2 separate regions of the Homo sapiens genome follow, and region 2 is linked to region 1. The links are chromatin contacts, found by Hi-C or POLR2A ChIA-PET in ENCODE. All regions are on one chromosome and are shown on one strand. The core of a region is the stretch at or near the end of the contact, and the rest is flanking DNA. Distances in the headings are between cores, read along the strand shown.

Region 1 (3,925 bases), core at 829-3,328:
GGGAACATTACTGAAAAGACTCTTGGCTCAGATATCTTGTAAAAAAGCAACTGCATTTTCAAAATTTGTTCAAATACTCTCAACCACCAGGAAGAGACAGAAAAAGAGCGACTAACTTCTTGAAAATTTTAAAATAAGGCTGCTTAGCCTTAGTCTGCAAGTAAATTAAATTGTGATTCTTTATTTTGGGAGGTCACAATCATCTGGAAATCGATGAAAGCTACAAACACCCTAGGAAAATGGACACACGCACAAAATTTTCCATATAATTTCAGGTGATCCTAGGCTACCTCTCCACAGTCTAAAGTGGAGAGAAAACCTTGGATTCTGTTAGTCTTCACTTCCACTTTCGATTTTTGAGACCATTTTTTTTTTCTTTCCTGCTATTAAAGAATGGTGTCTGAATGAACGATATTCAAAAGCCAGAGAGGATAAAAACACTATAATACTGCTAAGTAAAAAATTCAGGGATATACCCTCTTGCTTAATGGCTTAACCATTCCTCATGCTTCTCCTAGATGAGTGGTTCTCACCCTCAGCTGCATACTGCACTCAAATGGAGAGCTTTAATCATTTATACCTGATGTCTGGGTGAAATCCTAATTTTAGTGACCTAGACATCAGGACTTCTAATAGTTTTTAGTTTAAGGCTAATAAGCAACCAAGGTTGCAAACCATTGTCCTAGACAGTCCTGGTGTTTCCAACTCATGTGAACTGGGTGTTTCTAAATTTTCAGAATGGAGGGAGGGAGAAGATGGAGTGCTAAGATTTGAAATTCAACGTCACTGCTTTAAATTGCTGGTCTTGAGTGTGGCCTAACAGTGAATACCCTGGGCATCCTCCAATCGCCTGGCTGAGCTATGAAACACCCCTCTTTTCTGTAGACAATGGTTCTGCATAATGCTATGCAATTTCTGAGAATTCCTAAAAGTTGATTTCTATGCTTAAACAGTAGTCATTTGAATGCTTTATTTAGTTGGATCATTTCCACAAGAAACGGGACTGCCTGAGGTTTGCAGATATCCATGACTTTCCCCAACATAAACTGACAAATACGTGGAATGTTAATATTGTTTTAAAATCACTAGCAAAGGGCCCTGAACCATCTCCACAAAAGTGCCTCTTCAGCTTATGCTGCACCAATTATGGGCCCAAAATGGTTCTCACAGTTAAACCAACTTTTCCTGAGGCCCCCTTTATTCGAGCTCATATAAAGAAATCCAAGAGAGAATTGCTGTCTTATAACAAAATCTACATCCAGTAAGTGTTCAGGGCAATAAAAGTTGCAAGGAAAACGATAACGACACATGAAGAGTGAAGGTTCTTCAGTTCTAAACTTGGCTTTTCTCCCAAATCAAACCAGTGAAGAAAGCCGGGGGTAAAAGGAACCGGGTAGCTGGGAGACGCTGCAGTTCCAGCCAGGAAGCCAGCGAGAGGTGCAGAGGATGGGTGGGTGTCTGCACGGAGAGCCCCGAACAGGCCCGGGGGAGTGACGGGGGACGGGAACAACTACTCGGTGCAGATGGGAGTCCACCGCAGGTGGCCGGCCGGGGCACCCAGGGCTTCGAGGAGGTAGGGCCGCTCTCCTTAGAGGCAGCAGCGGGAGTCCCAGCGCGGCGGTGGGGCCGGCCCGAGGGCGGCCAGTGACGCCGGTAGCGCCCCTCCTCAGCCGCCAGGCCCTCGGCAGGGGACGCCGCCCGCCCCGAGAGCACGTCCGAGGCGGCGGCCAGGCCGGCTCTGCGAAGGCCTCGCAGCGGGCGGGCAGGCTGCGGGAGCGGGCGGCGCTGACAGCTGCGCAGGCGGCTACTCGCGCGGCGACGGCACGGGGCTGCGGGCGCGGCGCAGGCCAGGCCGCCCCAAGAACCCAGCCCGCTCCCCATCGCCGCCCGCACCGCCCACAGCGGGAGGCTCAGCGCTCCGTTACCTTGTCGCAGTAGAGCCCCACCAGCTGCTTCATCCGCCAGTGTGGGGCGGTGAAGACGTCCACTTCTTCAGGAAAGGGCGCCATCGCCACTGCCTCAGCCTCCGCCTCAGCAGCCGCGGCCGCCGCCTCTCCATAGACACCCTCGCCGCGGGGCAGAGGCGGCGCGCCCCCTTGCGCATGCGCCCGCCCCGTCGGCGCGCGCGCCCGGTCGGCTTGGCCGGCGGGGACGCGGGGGCGCGCAGGCCGCCGCCATGCGATCCCTGCGGCCCACGTGACCGGGCGCGCGCAGAGGCTCGCGGCTTCTGCCTCCCGCCCCCACTCTTTTCGTTTTTTGTCGTCTTCATAAGCCGCAGAAGGAACCCAAACCTTTTCCCTGTTTCTTTCACTACATGAAAGCACAGTAGCTGAGGGTAGGGGAAAGTCGTTGCAGTGGCGCTCTCGGCGCTTCTCCCGTTGCTGCCCTGCCCACCACGGCCTTGAGGAGAGGCAGCCAAGCACAATGGCCGCGGTCAGGGCCGCGAGCTCTGCTTGTGCCCACGCCCCGACGCCTGCTTGGCCTGGGTGACCAATGCTTCTGGCCAGGACCTCCGGAGCTGCCCTTCGCCTCCCTGCGATTGGCCCGTGCCAGATTTTTCCTGGGGCCGAGCGCAGACCACCCCGGCCGCCACTCAAAGGCCGGGCCTGGCTCCCACCCAGCGGTTGGTGAACCAGAGCTGCGGGCTCTGAGAGCTTCGGTCCCGGGCGGCAGCCCACAGCGGGCGCGGGGCCTGGGTGCGAGGGGCGGGGCAGAGACCGCGAGAGAGAGTTCTCGTGAAATTCGGGAGACTCAACGTGGGGGAAAAACAGTATCTGGGGATCCAGGTGCGGAAATGCACCTCAAGTGCAGGAACGCGGGTCAGGGATAGGCCCGACGGGCCTTGGGGGTGGGGAGAAGGGTGAATAATGGAAGGTTGGTGCGGGAAAGAACCTTGGTACAAATCCCGCCATTTTAAGCGGAGGTTCGGAGAGAAAACAAGGTCACTAACCCAGGAAAATGTCTGCCTCTTTCCCATAAATCGCCTGGCCCTGGCCACAGACCTCCTGGAGACTCTGTTCTCTGCTCACGCCGGTCAGTCTTAGATTGGTTGGCTGGAGTACTGCTGGACAGATAGAGAAATAGGAGAAAACAGGGAAGCCTGAGAACCTTGGGAGGAATTGTTATTTGCTTAATGGCCAGAACCTCCAGGAGGGCAAGAACCAGATATGCTGTGTTCACCCTTGTTCTCTATTATCTATCACAGTTGCAAGACAACATGGGGATCAGTAAATAGTCAACAAATAATGGAGTAGAAGAAGGTGAGAAAGAACTTTGCAGTGGAATGCACCCTATTTAGTTCTAATCTTATATTACTATATGCTATTATAGACAGTGTGAACAGTGGTTAAACCACAGACTCTGGAAGTTAAGATTCCTGGTTTTGCCAGACACTAGCTATACAACCGTTAACAAGCTATATGACTTCTTTATGCCTCAGTTTGCTCTGACATGAAATGAAGCTAATAATACCTACCTCAGAATCTTTATGAGGATTTATATATTTGAAGCACTTATAACAGTACCGTCTGTAAGCTAGTAATACTTTTTTAAAGCAACTCTATGAGGTAGTGCTGCAGGAAATTAAGTCTTCAAGACATTCTAGTAGTTGCCTAGGGTCCCACAAATTAGTAAGTCAAAAATCTGTCATATAAATCTGGATCTGACAGTACCCCCAGAGTCATTGCATTAGTTGGGATACAGAGATGGCTTATTCACAGTCTGTCTTAAGAAGCAGGAATAAGGCTTAAGAAATAGAATAATAATAAAATATTTGATAAAGATTAATTTCTCTCTTCCTCCTTCTCCCTTTCACCCCGTTTCTCGTTCTTTTGCCAGGACTTTGCCTCTATATTTTTTAATAACCTCCAGAGAGCATTTTCTTATTTACCCTCTATTTCTTTACCTCATACTAATCTTTCACTCC
Region 2 (3,925 bases), core at 707-3,206, 130 kb before region 1:
TTAGCTTGGCCATAGAGAGACTTTGTGCCTTGGCTGGAAAGACAGAAATGGAAGCAGGTGTTAAAGGCCCTGCAATGTGCAGGAGCCTCCCTTTTTCAGAACTGCATACCCACTGGAGGACTGTGTCATGATTCCAAGCTCCCGCAGAGGTACCACTAGATAAAACTGTCACTTTCCCATCATTGTTCTCACCAGTTTTTCACCAAAGCATTGTTAATCTGCTGCGTTCTAAGCACTTCACTACACAAGACTCTCTTGGTTGCATATGACAGAAACCCATCACAAACTAGCTTAAGCAAAGAGGGAACTTAGTGGCTCAAAAAACTGGAAAGGATCTGGGAATAAATCATAAAATGAAGGAGAACCTTTAGGAAACAAGGTCTCAGGGGCTAGGACCAGGGATTTGATGCCGGCAGGCCTCTCTTCCACCCCTCTTTTCTCTGATTCTTCTTGAATACTGGTGGGCCTCATTCTCTGCAATTGCAGGCATGACAGAATTCTCTACACATAAGGGGATGTGTCCTTTGATAGCCTAAGCTTAACAACTCCAGAAGGAAAGAATCATATTTTTCCCCACAGTTCACATTATCAATACCAAAAAATAAACTCTAGTCAGTGGCAAGTGGATCATTATCCACTAACCTCATGTCCAGAAAACATGGCATGTTTCCAGAAGACGGGAAAGGAGAAATCTTCCCAGGGAAGACCAGAATAATAATTCTAGAATCTACTGCAGGCTCTGAGGTGGACCCAGACTTTGTTGCTATTATTTTTTCAGGGCAAATGTAGAAACTTGTATTTTAAACTTACCAATGATTATTAATTTTCTGTACATTTTTGTTTGTTTGTTTTGAGACACAGCCTCGCTCTGTTGCCCAGGCTGGAGTGCAGTGGTGTAATCTCGGCTCACTGCAACCTCCGCCTCCTGGGTTCAAGCAATTCTCTGCCTCAACCTCCCGAGTAGCTGGGATTATAGGCACCCGCCACCAAACCCGGCTAACTTTTGTATTTTTAGTAGAGACGGGATTTCACCATCTTGGCCAGGCTGGTCTTGAATTCCTGACCTCGTGATCCACCCGCCTTGGCCTCCCAAAGGGCTGGGATTACAGGCATGAGCCACTGCACTCGGCCTTCTGTAAAATTTTTAATTTTTTTTTTTTTTTTTTTTTGAGATGGAGTCTCACTCTGCTGCCCAGGCTGGAGTGCAGTAGCGCAATCTTGGCTCACTGCAAGCTCCGCCTCCCGGGTTCACGCCATTCTCCTGCCTCAGCCTCCCAAGTAGCTGGGACTACAGGTGCCCGCCACCACGCTCGGCTAATTTTTTTGTATTTTCAGTAGAGACGGGGTTTCACCGTGTTAGCCAGGATGGTCTCGATCTCCTGACCTCGTGATCTGCCCGCCTTGGCCTCCCAAAGTGCTGGGATTACAGGCGTGAGCCACCGCACCCGGCTTTAATTTTTTTTTCTCCTTTGGTATGCATCTCTGCACATGGTGAGAACATCAATAGATAATCCATATTCATCACCTCTTAGCATTTCAGTTTTCAGTTGAAGACTAAAAAATCAAATCAATTTTAAAGTTAAAATATACTCTAAATATTATCCCTCCTTGGGAGTAATTGTTGCTATTGTGTTTATGATAGTCATCAATAAATAAGAAAGGAAAACAGACGCAACAAAAAGAAAGACAAGGAACTAGGTGTCTTTCTCCCTAATAGGAAGAGAGTTGAGGTCTTTTGATCCAGTTAGCCCAATGACTACTAAGTGTCCTGAAACACTTTTACACTTGCTTGAGCTGAGTCTAAGGCAGAGACCACTAGCAGGTTTTGGAACTTAGGCTAATGCAGATTTGTGGAAGGAGATGCAAAGTACAGGTGACCTAAGTTGCATTACAAGTAAATAGAACCACTCTACCCACGTTATTTACTCATACCAAGAAGCGTACAAGATGGAACCTGAGAGCCACACCCTGAGTGATCTCATAACTCTGGAACCCCATAGGTAAGAGGCAAGGCAAAGCAAGAATGAGCAGCTGCAAAGCAATTAGAGAGGAATTTTCCATTATGTCTGTGGTTTGAAGTCTAGTTGTACATGTATTTGTGAGGTGGAAATTTTTAATTAATCCAGGTAATCTGGGTTATAAAACACAGAGTGGTCACATGGAGATTAAAAACTAATAATACTAATGCAGTTTATAATTGAATACTTATACCTGAATGAAAGAGAAAAAAAAAATGGCCCTCCATTGTTGCAGTCTGAAGTGTAGGGATATTAATGACCAGATCTGATCTCTGAAAGGCCACCCAGGGCTTTCATAAGATACAAAAGACCAGTGGAAGCTGATCCATGTCCCAGTGGTTTTTCCTTCTATAAATCCAAGTGAAGATTCTTGGAAGAAATTGTTGTTACTGTGTTCATAATAGTTCTCGATATATAAGAAAGGGAACAGATACAACAAAGAGAAAAGGAACTAGAGGTCTTTCTCTCTAATAGTATGGGAGTTGTGGTCTTTTGGGCAGTCTAGCCCAGTGGCTGCAAGGAGTCCTGGAAGCTTTTTATACTTGGTTGGGCTAAGCAAAAAGCAGAGACCACCAGCAATTATTGGAATGTGGGGTAATGCAGATTTGGGAAATACAGCATATTCCAGAAAGTACTGCAATATAGTCAATTCATCCTGATTTGAGCCTAAAATATTTGTAAGCACATTCCAGTTTTCAAGGGCATTTTTAAAATAAAACAATCTGTTCAAAACTTATAATCATAGGACTCTAATGCTGGAATCCCCTCTTCTGGGCTGGGCTTCCTACCTCCCTCTGCACATCCCAGACTTCATGCTTTTAGATCCTAGGGCTGTCTTCCCTTCTAAATTGATTGCTGCTTGAAGACAGGCTGTATCACACTGTAGACATCCATTAATCTTTGTTGAGTAAATGAGATGATGCGTGTGAAATGCCTGATATGATACCTAGTGATCTACGAAATGCTAATTTAATCTTTTTCCTTAGCCTCCTATTTCTACACATGAAAAATTAGAGGCCCAGAGATGTATAGTGACTTGCCCAAGGTCTCAGAGCAAGTTCAAGGTAGAGCCAGGCCTAGAATCCAAGTCTCCTAGCCCAGATCTAGCATGTTTACATAACACCATGCAAAAGAATTAAATGAAGAGTTTGCTGAACATGTTACCCATAATTTAGGGAGAATAAAAGCTTCTTTTCTGATTAGAATTTTTACACTTTTCCTTTAAGCTCATGATTTGTAAATAATTCACTTATGCCACATTATCATTATCATACATTATCATTTTCTAGATAAATAGCTCATCTCTGCAAAAAGGAAGGATCAAGTGATGTCTCAACCACCATATCCTTACTATAGTCAGTCTTTATAATGAGAAAAAATAAAGGCACAAAATCAAAGATGTCTCCTCTCCACCCTTGAGCTCCCACCCACAGTAGCTGTAGTAATCAAAGTAAATATCTTGAGGATTTTAAGGAAGAAAAGCAAAGAGATGTATCTGATACATTATATACCAAACGATCCAAGACATTCCTATTGGAGACTTCTGTTTCTGTTTTCTACACACTTGGCTCAGCTGCACAGCCCCCACTCTTATTTTGCAAACCAACATCCCTCCTCCCCATGAAGACTGAGTGCCAGCATGATGCTCAGTTAGGTAGATGTCCCTTGCTGCTATCTACAAAATGAAGCCTTCTCCACATGTTTTAAAATGTAAATACATGGGGTATGTCCAGGATCCAAATAATGATCGGTTTGAACTAGAATCTATGCTCCTCCCAGTAAAAGAATTTCAAGGTCACCAGCTACAAAACCCAAGATTCCAAGAAACAAGGTAGTCTGCATGAAAAAGATTAGAACTACAACTTAGGCAAGTAATGAAACCTAAAAGACTTAGGAAAGCAAGATTG

Evidence for each region. A loop is a pair of places that touch in the nucleus more often than their neighbours do. ChIA-PET counts read pairs that join two places held with the same protein, here RNA polymerase II (POLR2A).
Region 2: a map of mammary epithelial cell shows a loop between it and region 1 (10-fold over the local background). The contact joins the enhancer-like site here to the promoter of FBXL5 in region 1. A Hi-C loop is called at or near these places in 2 of 168 maps with a recorded cell type or tissue (K562 and mammary epithelial cell). POLR2A ChIA-PET finds 5 or more read pairs at or near these places in 3 of 52 experiments (MCF 10A, PC-9 and WTC11).

What each region holds. Positions count from the first base shown.
Region 1 is chr4:15,653,279-15,657,203 of GRCh38, forward strand. It overlaps FBXL5 (F-box and leucine rich repeat protein 5), which reads right to left and starts at 2,079. Exons shown (of 11, transcript NM_012161.4): 1 at 1,926-2,079. The coding sequence starts at 2,009. It also overlaps a transcript of FAM200B not described here. RefSeq lists silencers at 1,514-1,733, 1,764-1,833, 1,972-2,149, 2,074-2,183 and an enhancer at 2,484-2,603.
Region 2 is chr4:15,523,300-15,527,224 of GRCh38, forward strand. The region is part of intron 11 of CC2D2A (coiled-coil and C2 domain containing 2A); the gene reads left to right. Among named protein-coding and RNA genes, the nearest start is that of CC2D2A, 55 kb to the left of the region's middle. Within about 2 kb of position 1,957, at least 2 of the 41 ENCODE cell types and tissues checked have a DNase peak (open chromatin) inside an H3K27ac peak, as active enhancers do; they include PC-9 and mammary epithelial cell, where a contact is called at or near this core.